2 separate regions of the Homo sapiens genome follow, and region 1 is linked to region 2. A link is a loop called in an ENCODE intact Hi-C map of the cell type or tissue named here. Cell type or tissue: CD4-positive, alpha-beta T cell. All regions are shown on one strand.

What was found. Peaks named below come from ENCODE experiments on the same cell type or tissue, not always from the same donor. Only the 100,000 strongest peaks of a DNase experiment are listed, where the experiment ranks them.
Region 1: a loop joins it to region 2, with 4 times the contacts of the local background. A loop is called at or near these places in 17 of 110 quality-filtered maps.

Annotation. Positions count from the first base shown.
Region 1 is chr1:100,902,941-100,906,940 of GRCh38, reverse strand. SLC30A7 (solute carrier family 30 member 7) reads right to left here. Exons shown (of 11, transcript NM_133496.5): 3 at 1-89. Among named protein-coding and RNA genes, the nearest start is that of SLC30A7, 8.9 kb to the right of the region's middle. In CD4-positive, alpha-beta T cell, no CTCF peak of the experiment used is centred here; a DNase peak (open chromatin) is centred at 1,550.
Region 2 is chr1:101,360,711-101,364,710 of GRCh38, reverse strand. The region is part of intron 4 of LINC01307 (long intergenic non-protein coding RNA 1307); the gene reads right to left. Among named protein-coding and RNA genes, the nearest start is that of LINC01307, 39 kb to the right of the region's middle. RefSeq lists a silencer at 91-190 and an enhancer at 621-690. In CD4-positive, alpha-beta T cell, no CTCF peak of the experiment used is centred here; no DNase peak of the experiment used is centred here.

The sequences.
Region 1 (4,000 bases), 460 kb after region 2:
TCCATTTTGAAATAACAGAAGCTGCCAGTCCAGCCAAAATGGCAGTGCTATCGAAAAACATGTGAAAAGAGTCGGAAATCAAGCCTAAGCTGGAAAAGAACAAACACATTGACAAATTATAATAAAAACCAAACAGTAGGCATCTTTCTCTGAAAGTCTAAGATTCAGCCTTTGTTCATCAGGAATTAACCATCTAAAACAACAATTTAAATATGCTATATAGATAGCTTTGAGGATAAGTTTTAAATATCTAAAAAGTAAACCCTCGTACCTCCTGCACAAGGAAAAGCCCAGCTGCTGCGAGAGAGGTAGAAACAAAAACCATCTGCTGCTGGGTGAGGGGTAGGAATGTGACCACTCCTTGGTCACTTGCAAAGGTCAGCTGCCACTGAAAGAGAGGTAGGAAAAAAAAAGCCATCTACTACTGGGACGAGGCTGATACCTGCTTGCACCCAGGATCTTACAAAGCAAAGGTCTGCTTTTGTTGAGTATCCTGCTCCACCCTTTTGATACCAGGCTGAGGACAGTGGGGACAGGCTGGGAGAGAGGGAGAGCGGCAAGATCATTAATACTCACCCTGACACTGAGGTGCACAGGCTTGCCTGACTAGGGATACAACAAGAGAACCTAGTCCCACCCTCCCCACCAAGTCTTGAATAAAGTATAAGGAACAGCAAACTACCAGTGAGAGCACAAAGAGATATGTGCAGAACTTGCTAAAAGCTGAGAGTGGAGCAAGAACCCTGAAAAAATCCTGCAGTACTCCAAATCCAATACTAATCACAAAGTAGTAGGAACCACTGAAAAATTCAAAGACTGTGATTTGTGGAAATCAGCAATAACAAAACACAAAACCCAGCTCAACCCCAGTTTGACTACTGAGCAAATAGTTTCGAAAGTCCCATACTAACGGCCAAACAGAAAAATAGGTGTGCCCATTTCTGGACATATACAGTCTCTATTATTCTTTTAAACAGAATGTCCAGCACTCAATGACAAAATCAAGAAAGAAAAAAAGAGAGACTCATTGTTAAGAGCTACAACAGTCAACAGAACCAGAAATGGCCCCAATGTTGGAACTATTAGATAGGACTTTAACAACAAATACAATTAATATGTCAAAGGATGTGGTATAAAGTCAGAGAAAATTCATTAACAAATGAATAATTTCTGCAGATAAAAACTATAAAAGAATATAATGGAAATGATAATTTTTTAAAAATTACAATATGGAGGAATAACAGTCATGGGCTTCTGAGCAGACTGGACACAGAGAGAAAGAATCAGTTAGGTCAAAAGAAGTTAAACAAAGTGCAACACAAAGAGAAAAGAGAGTGGAAACAAACAGACAAACAAAAAAAGCAGAGCATCCCAAACCTGTCTGGACGTATCAAACATACTAAAATACATGTATTTAGAGTCTCAGGAACAGAAAAGAAAAAAAGAAAGGGATAGGAAAAGTATTTAAAGAGAAAATGTTTCAGAGTTTTCTGAAATTCATAAAAGAAAATAAATCACAGATCCAAGAAGCTTAATGAACCCAAGCGAGGAAAAAACCCTCCACACGTCACAAACCACTAAACATCAAAGAGAAATAAAAAAATCTTTGAAAACCAGAGGGGAAGAAAGAGAAAAATTAAATTAAAAAAATAAAGATAAAATTTATAGCATGTTTTTCTTCAGAAACTATTCAAGCCAGAATGCAATGGAGCAACACCTTTAAAGTATTGAAAGAGAAAAAAAATACTGTCAACAACCTAAGGTATGACAATAATAGCACACAGAATGGAATAAGAAAATCAAAGTGTATTATTGTAAGGTTCTTATCAGATACATGAAATGACATATTATTTGTGATAATTTAAAGATTAATATTATACATACTAAAGCACCCACTAAGAAAAGCCACCAAAAGAAGGGAAGGAAATCCTCTACCAACACAAAGCAGACGTTCTGCTACCACTGAGAATGGAGAAGGAAAGTTGTCTCCATCCAGGACCATAAACATACACACAGTAGAGTTTGGCTATTACAGGAGAAGGAGTAAAAATGTTGACAAAATCATACCCCTGAGGTTGAGGCTTACAGAATCTACCAAAGACAGAGGCTTTGGGTTAAAGTTAACAAATACCCCTCTGCCTTCACCATAAACTGGGTACTGAGTAACAAGCAACAGCAGTCTATAGCTTGGGCAGGAGTAAGCGCATGAAGAAAAGAGCTTCTGTGGCACAGGCACCATACAGAGATTACTAAAAGCACAAAGTCCAACCAACTAGTGGTCTGACAGACAAGGCATACCTATTTCCGATCATAAATACTATTACCTCAGTATCTACTGTTTTTTACTCATAATGTCCAATATTTGATAAAAAAAATTTCAAAATACACAAAGAGCCAAAAAAAAAAAGAAGTCACTGTGGAGAAAGCAGTTAACAGAACCAGACCAAGATATTGACCCAGATACTGGAGCTATCATAAACTCTAATTAATATGTTAAAGGATCTATGGAAAAAGTGGACAAAAAAATATGAACCAGTGGGGAATTTGGTAGAGAAGTGGGAAATATAAAAAACAATCAAATGGAAATACTAGAAACAAAAAACAAGTTATCAGCGATAAAGAATTCTTCCAATTGGCTTATCACAGACTGGACACAGCTGAGGAAAGAAATCCGTGAACTTGAAGAGAAGTCAATAAAAATGTTCTGAAAGCAATCATCAGTTCAGTCTTTAAAAACAAGCTTCTGAAGTCAGAGTACCTGGGTTCAAATCCCAGCTCCAAATTTACTAGTTCCGTGACCAGTAAGTTACTTAACTTCTTTGTGCCTCAATTTAGCCATCACTTCAATAGAGTATAGTATAAAAGTGTCATAATTGTTATAATAATTGAGTTAATATATATGAAACATTTACCACAATGCTTGTCACATTAAAACCACATTAATATTCCTATTGCTAATTATTAATAAATCACATTATTAATTATTAACTATTATTAATGCTTATAATACCTGGTGTTCCCAAGCACAACCCATACCTCTTAATATTTGGCTAGATGCTAGAGTTTTCATCAGTTGGAAGTGCTACAAACTAAAAGTCAAAAACATTCTTCACACATACAGAAAAAGCATGGTTTTAAATTTTTCTCATAATTTGGAATAATTATATAATTAGAAACTAAGTCAAAGCACATCATTTACCAACAAGAAAAAGCACAATAATTTATAAACCTCTGCCAAATCATTACAAAAGATTTTAGAAAATGTCTTAAACTTTTATCATGAACCTTATTTATTCCACTGAAATATAGATATATTAGAAAGTTTAAGTGCAGATAGTACTTTAACCATCTCATCTGACATCTAACTCAAAGCAGAATGAGAATTGGTGAATAAATGATAAAGCAGAATAATAAAACTGATACATGAGGACAAGGTAAGGGGCATATTATTCATGCAATTCTCTTAGATTTAATATTTTAAGATTTGTCCTTGTATAGTTAGATTACCGAAAATTACACACTTGAACCATAACATCTATGTAACATGGAAAATAATGATTTAACTTTATTTTGAAGTATGAAAGACTCATGTGAAGAATTTCTCTATACTGTGATAAAACCATTAATAAAGACATTGTCTATGATTTTGTTTTCGATCCCCCAAGAAAAGATTAATATGGCAAAATACTGTTAAAATTTGATTTCAGAAAACTGTCTTTCTACTCTGATAAAATGATAGAGTTGTGTTCACTTTATGGAATTTTATAACTAAATTTAAAAGTCAATTTTGGGAGCTAAATTAGACTATATATTTAATAGATTAATTTTTTCCTCCCTAGGTATGGTTTCTAAATGTTTTTATTTCTTAATGTGTTTTATTAGTATATATAGCTTTTATTTTAAATTACTGTAATCAGTTTTAGAAGGCAGGGCATTCATTGTAAATAAATATAAACAAACATTTACTGATTTATTGATCTATATTTTACTATCTATTTCA
Region 2 (4,000 bases):
GAAGACCCCTGAAGTTCTCTAAGGCTGTCTGTCTTTTCACTCACTACTAAAATAACTCCCCTTTCAGCAACACATATAAGTCATCCTGACAGCTCCAGGATTTATCTAGAGAAAGGGTTTAGTGGTGACAGTCAACCTGAAAAGGGAGCTGTGGGACTGGCTGTGAAACTACATTTGCATAGCAGGTCCATGGTTTAGGGGTGGATTATATGTTCCAAATGAGTTTTTAAGATACTATATTTTTGTACGGATATAATACACATAATACATAACATTGTTTTAATTGTCTTTGTCAAAGGATGGGCGATTCATGAAGATTGTGAAGGTAAAAGGCCCTAAATCGTCCCTTGACTACTACCATGGTTCCAGTCTTTCCTTAGACACTGAATATACTGAGTGAAAAGTAGTTTCTTCACTTCTCCCCCATCATATGGCATTTCCTCAGGGCTGAAGGCTATAAGCCAGCTTGGGGTAACACCACAATGGAGGTGCTGCTGAGCCTGCATTGTCTGAGGCAGATGCTTAGCAAGGGAAGCTCCTCACATTCACCCACAGAAAGTGAAAAAACACAGGGGCTCAGGCCCAGCTCCCAGATTTACTGAATCAGACTCTCAAAGGCTGAGGCTCAAGCACAAGTATCACAAGCACCCCAGGTGATTCTGATGCATAGCCCTGGACAAGAGGCCTGGCCTAATGAGAAAAATCAGGCAATTTGAGTGGGGATACCTAGGTTCAAGTCACACCTCTGCCAAGTGTTATTCACATGGCTCAGAATAACTCATTAAACCCTGGGCACTTTTCTCATGAGTAAAATGAAGACAATAATAGTGCCTGCTCTGCTCTCCTCTAAGGTCATTATAAAGAGCAAATGAAATGACAGTTGTGACATGTCTGCAGCCCTTAAACTCTCAGCTCTGTCCAGTTGACCACTTGAGGGACCTGCACTCTCGCCATCCAAGGACTTGGAGGCCTTCCTTGTCTATGATCTCAGGAAGGCATGTGTTTCCCTTATCTCTGCTGGATCTCAGCTATTTCCATTGTATTAGTTCATTTACATGCTGCTGATAAAGACTTACCCAAAACTGGGAACAAAAAGAGGTTTAATTGGACTTACAGTTCCACATGACTGGGAAGGCCTCAGAATCATGGCAGGAAGTGAAATGCACTTCTTACATGGTGGCAGCAAGAGAAAATGAGAAAGAAGCAAAAGCAGAAACCCCTGATAAACCCATCAGATCTCGTGAGACTTATTCACTATCACGAAATTAGCATGGGAAAGACTGACCCCCATGATTCAACTACCTACCCCTGGGTCCCTCCCACAACATGTGAGAATCCTAGGAGATACAATTCAAGTTGAGATTTGGGTGGGAACATGGCCAAACCATATCACTCTGCCCCTGGCCCCTCCAAATCTCATGTCCTCACCTTTCAAAACCAATCATGCCTTCCCAGCAGTCCCCCAAAGTCTTAACTCATTTCAGCATTAATCCAAAAGTCCACAGTCCAAAGGCTTACCTGAGACAAGTCAAGTCCCTTTCACCTATGAGCCTGTAAAATCAAAAGCAAGCTAGTTACTTCCTGGACACAATGAGGGTATAGGTATTGGGTAAATACAGAAGTTCCAAATGGGAGAAATTAGCCAAAACAAAGGGGTTACAGGGCCCATGCAAGTCTGAAATCGATTGGGGCAAATTTTAAAGCTCCAAAACGATCTCCTTTGACTCCAGCTCTAATATCCAGGTCACGCTGATGCAAAAACTTTCCTCTGGTCTTGGGCATCTCCACCTTTGTGACTTTGCAGGGTACAGCCTCCCTCCCAGCTGCTTTCACGGGCTGGCATTGAGTGTCTGTGGCTTTTCCAGGAGCATGGTGAAAGCTGTTGGTGGATCTACCATTCTGGGCTCAGGACGGTAGCCCTCTTCTCACAGCTCCACTAGGCAGTGCCCCAGTGGGGACTCTGTGTGGGGGGCACTCACGCCACATTTCCCTTCTGCACTGCCCTAGTGGAGGTTCTCCATGAGGGCCCTGCCCCTGCAGCAAACTTTTGCCTGGGTATACAGGCGTTTCCATACATCTTCTGAAGTCTAGGCGGAGGTTCTCAAAACTCAATTCTTGACTTCTGTGCACCTGCAGGCTCAACACCATGTGGAAGTTCCAGCTTTATGTCATAACCTTATTCGGCGAGGCTTTGATCGCTTTTCACTTCCGCCAGATATTACAGTGGTCCGTTACATTGATGACATTATGCTGATTGGATCCAGTGAGCAAGAAGCAGCAAACACACTAGACTTATTGGTGAAACATTTGCTTGCCAGAAGATGGGAAATAAATCTGACTAAAATCCAGGGACCTTCTACCTCAGTAAAAGTTCTAGGGGCCCAGTGGTGTGGGGCCTGTCTAGATACTCCTTCTAAGGTGAAGGATAAGTTGTGCATTTGGCTCCTCCTACAACCAAGAAAGAGGCACAATGCTGAGTGAGCCTATTTGGATTTTGGAGGCAACACATTCCTCATTTGGGTGTGTTACTCAGGCCTATTTATCAAGTGACCTGAAAGGCTACCAGTTTTGAGTGGGATCCAGAACAGAAGAAGGCTCTGCAACAGGTCCGGGCTGCTGTGCAAGCTGCTCTGCCACTTGGGCCATAAGACCCAGCAAATCCAATGGTGCTTGAGGTGTCAGTGGCAGATAGGGTTGCTGTTTGGAGCCTTTAGCAGGCTCCCATAGGTGAATCTCAACAGAAGCATCTAGGATTTTGGAGCAAGGCCCTGCCATCTTCTGCAGATAACTACTCTCCTTTTGAGACACAGCTCTTGGCCTGTTACTGGGCTTCGGTGGAAACTGAACTTTTGACTACGGGTCATCAAGTCACCATGCGACCTGAACTGCCTATCATGAACTGGGAGCTTTCTGATCCATCTAGCCATAAAGTGGGTCATGCACAGCAGCATTCCATCACCAAATGGAAGTGGTATATATGTGATCAGTTTTGGGCAGGTCCTGAAGGCACAAGTAAGTTACATAAGGAAGTGGCTCAAATGCCCATGTTCTCCACTCCTGCCACCCTGCCTTCTCTCCCCCAGCCTGCACAGATGGAATCATGGGAAGTTCCCTATGATCAGTTGACAGAGGAAGAGAAGACTAGGGTCTGGTTCACAGATGGTTCTGCACAATATGCAGGCACCACCTGAAAGTGGACAGCTGCAGCACTACAGCCCCTTTCTAGGACATCCCTGAAGGACAACGGTGAAGGGAAATCTTCCCAGTGGGCAGAACTTGGTTGGGCAATTTTCATGGAAGGATAAATGGCCAGATGTGTGATTATATACTGATTCATGGTCAATAGCCAATGATTTGACTGGATGGTCAGGGACTTGGAAGAAGCATGATTGGAAAATTGGTGACAAAGAAATCTGGGGAAGAGGTATGTGGCTGGACCCCTCTGAGTGGGCAAAAACTGTGAAGATACTTGTATGCCATGTGAGTGCATGCCACATGCACCAACGGGTGGCCTCAGCAGAGGAGGAGTTTAATAATCAAGTGCATGGGATGCCCCACTCTGTGGACACCACTCAGCCTCTTTCCCCTGTCATCACTCAATGGACCCATGAGCAAAGTAGCCATGGTAGCAGGGATGGAGATTACACATGGACTCAGCAACATGAACTTCCACTCATGAAGGCTGACCTGGCTACAGCCACTGCTGAGTGCCCAATTTGCCAGCAGCAGAGACCAACACTGAGCCCTCAACATGGCACCATTCCTTGGGGTGATCAGGCAGCTACCTGGTGGCAGGTTGATTATGCTAGACCTCTCTCATCATGGAAAGGGCAGAGGTTTGTCCTCGCTGGAATAGACACTTACTTCAGATATGGGTTTGCCCATCCTCCATGCAATGCTTCTGCCAAGGCTACAATCCGTGGACTCATGGAATGCCTTGTTCACTGTCATGGTATTCCACACAGCATTGTCTCTGACCAAGGCACTCACTTAAGTGGCT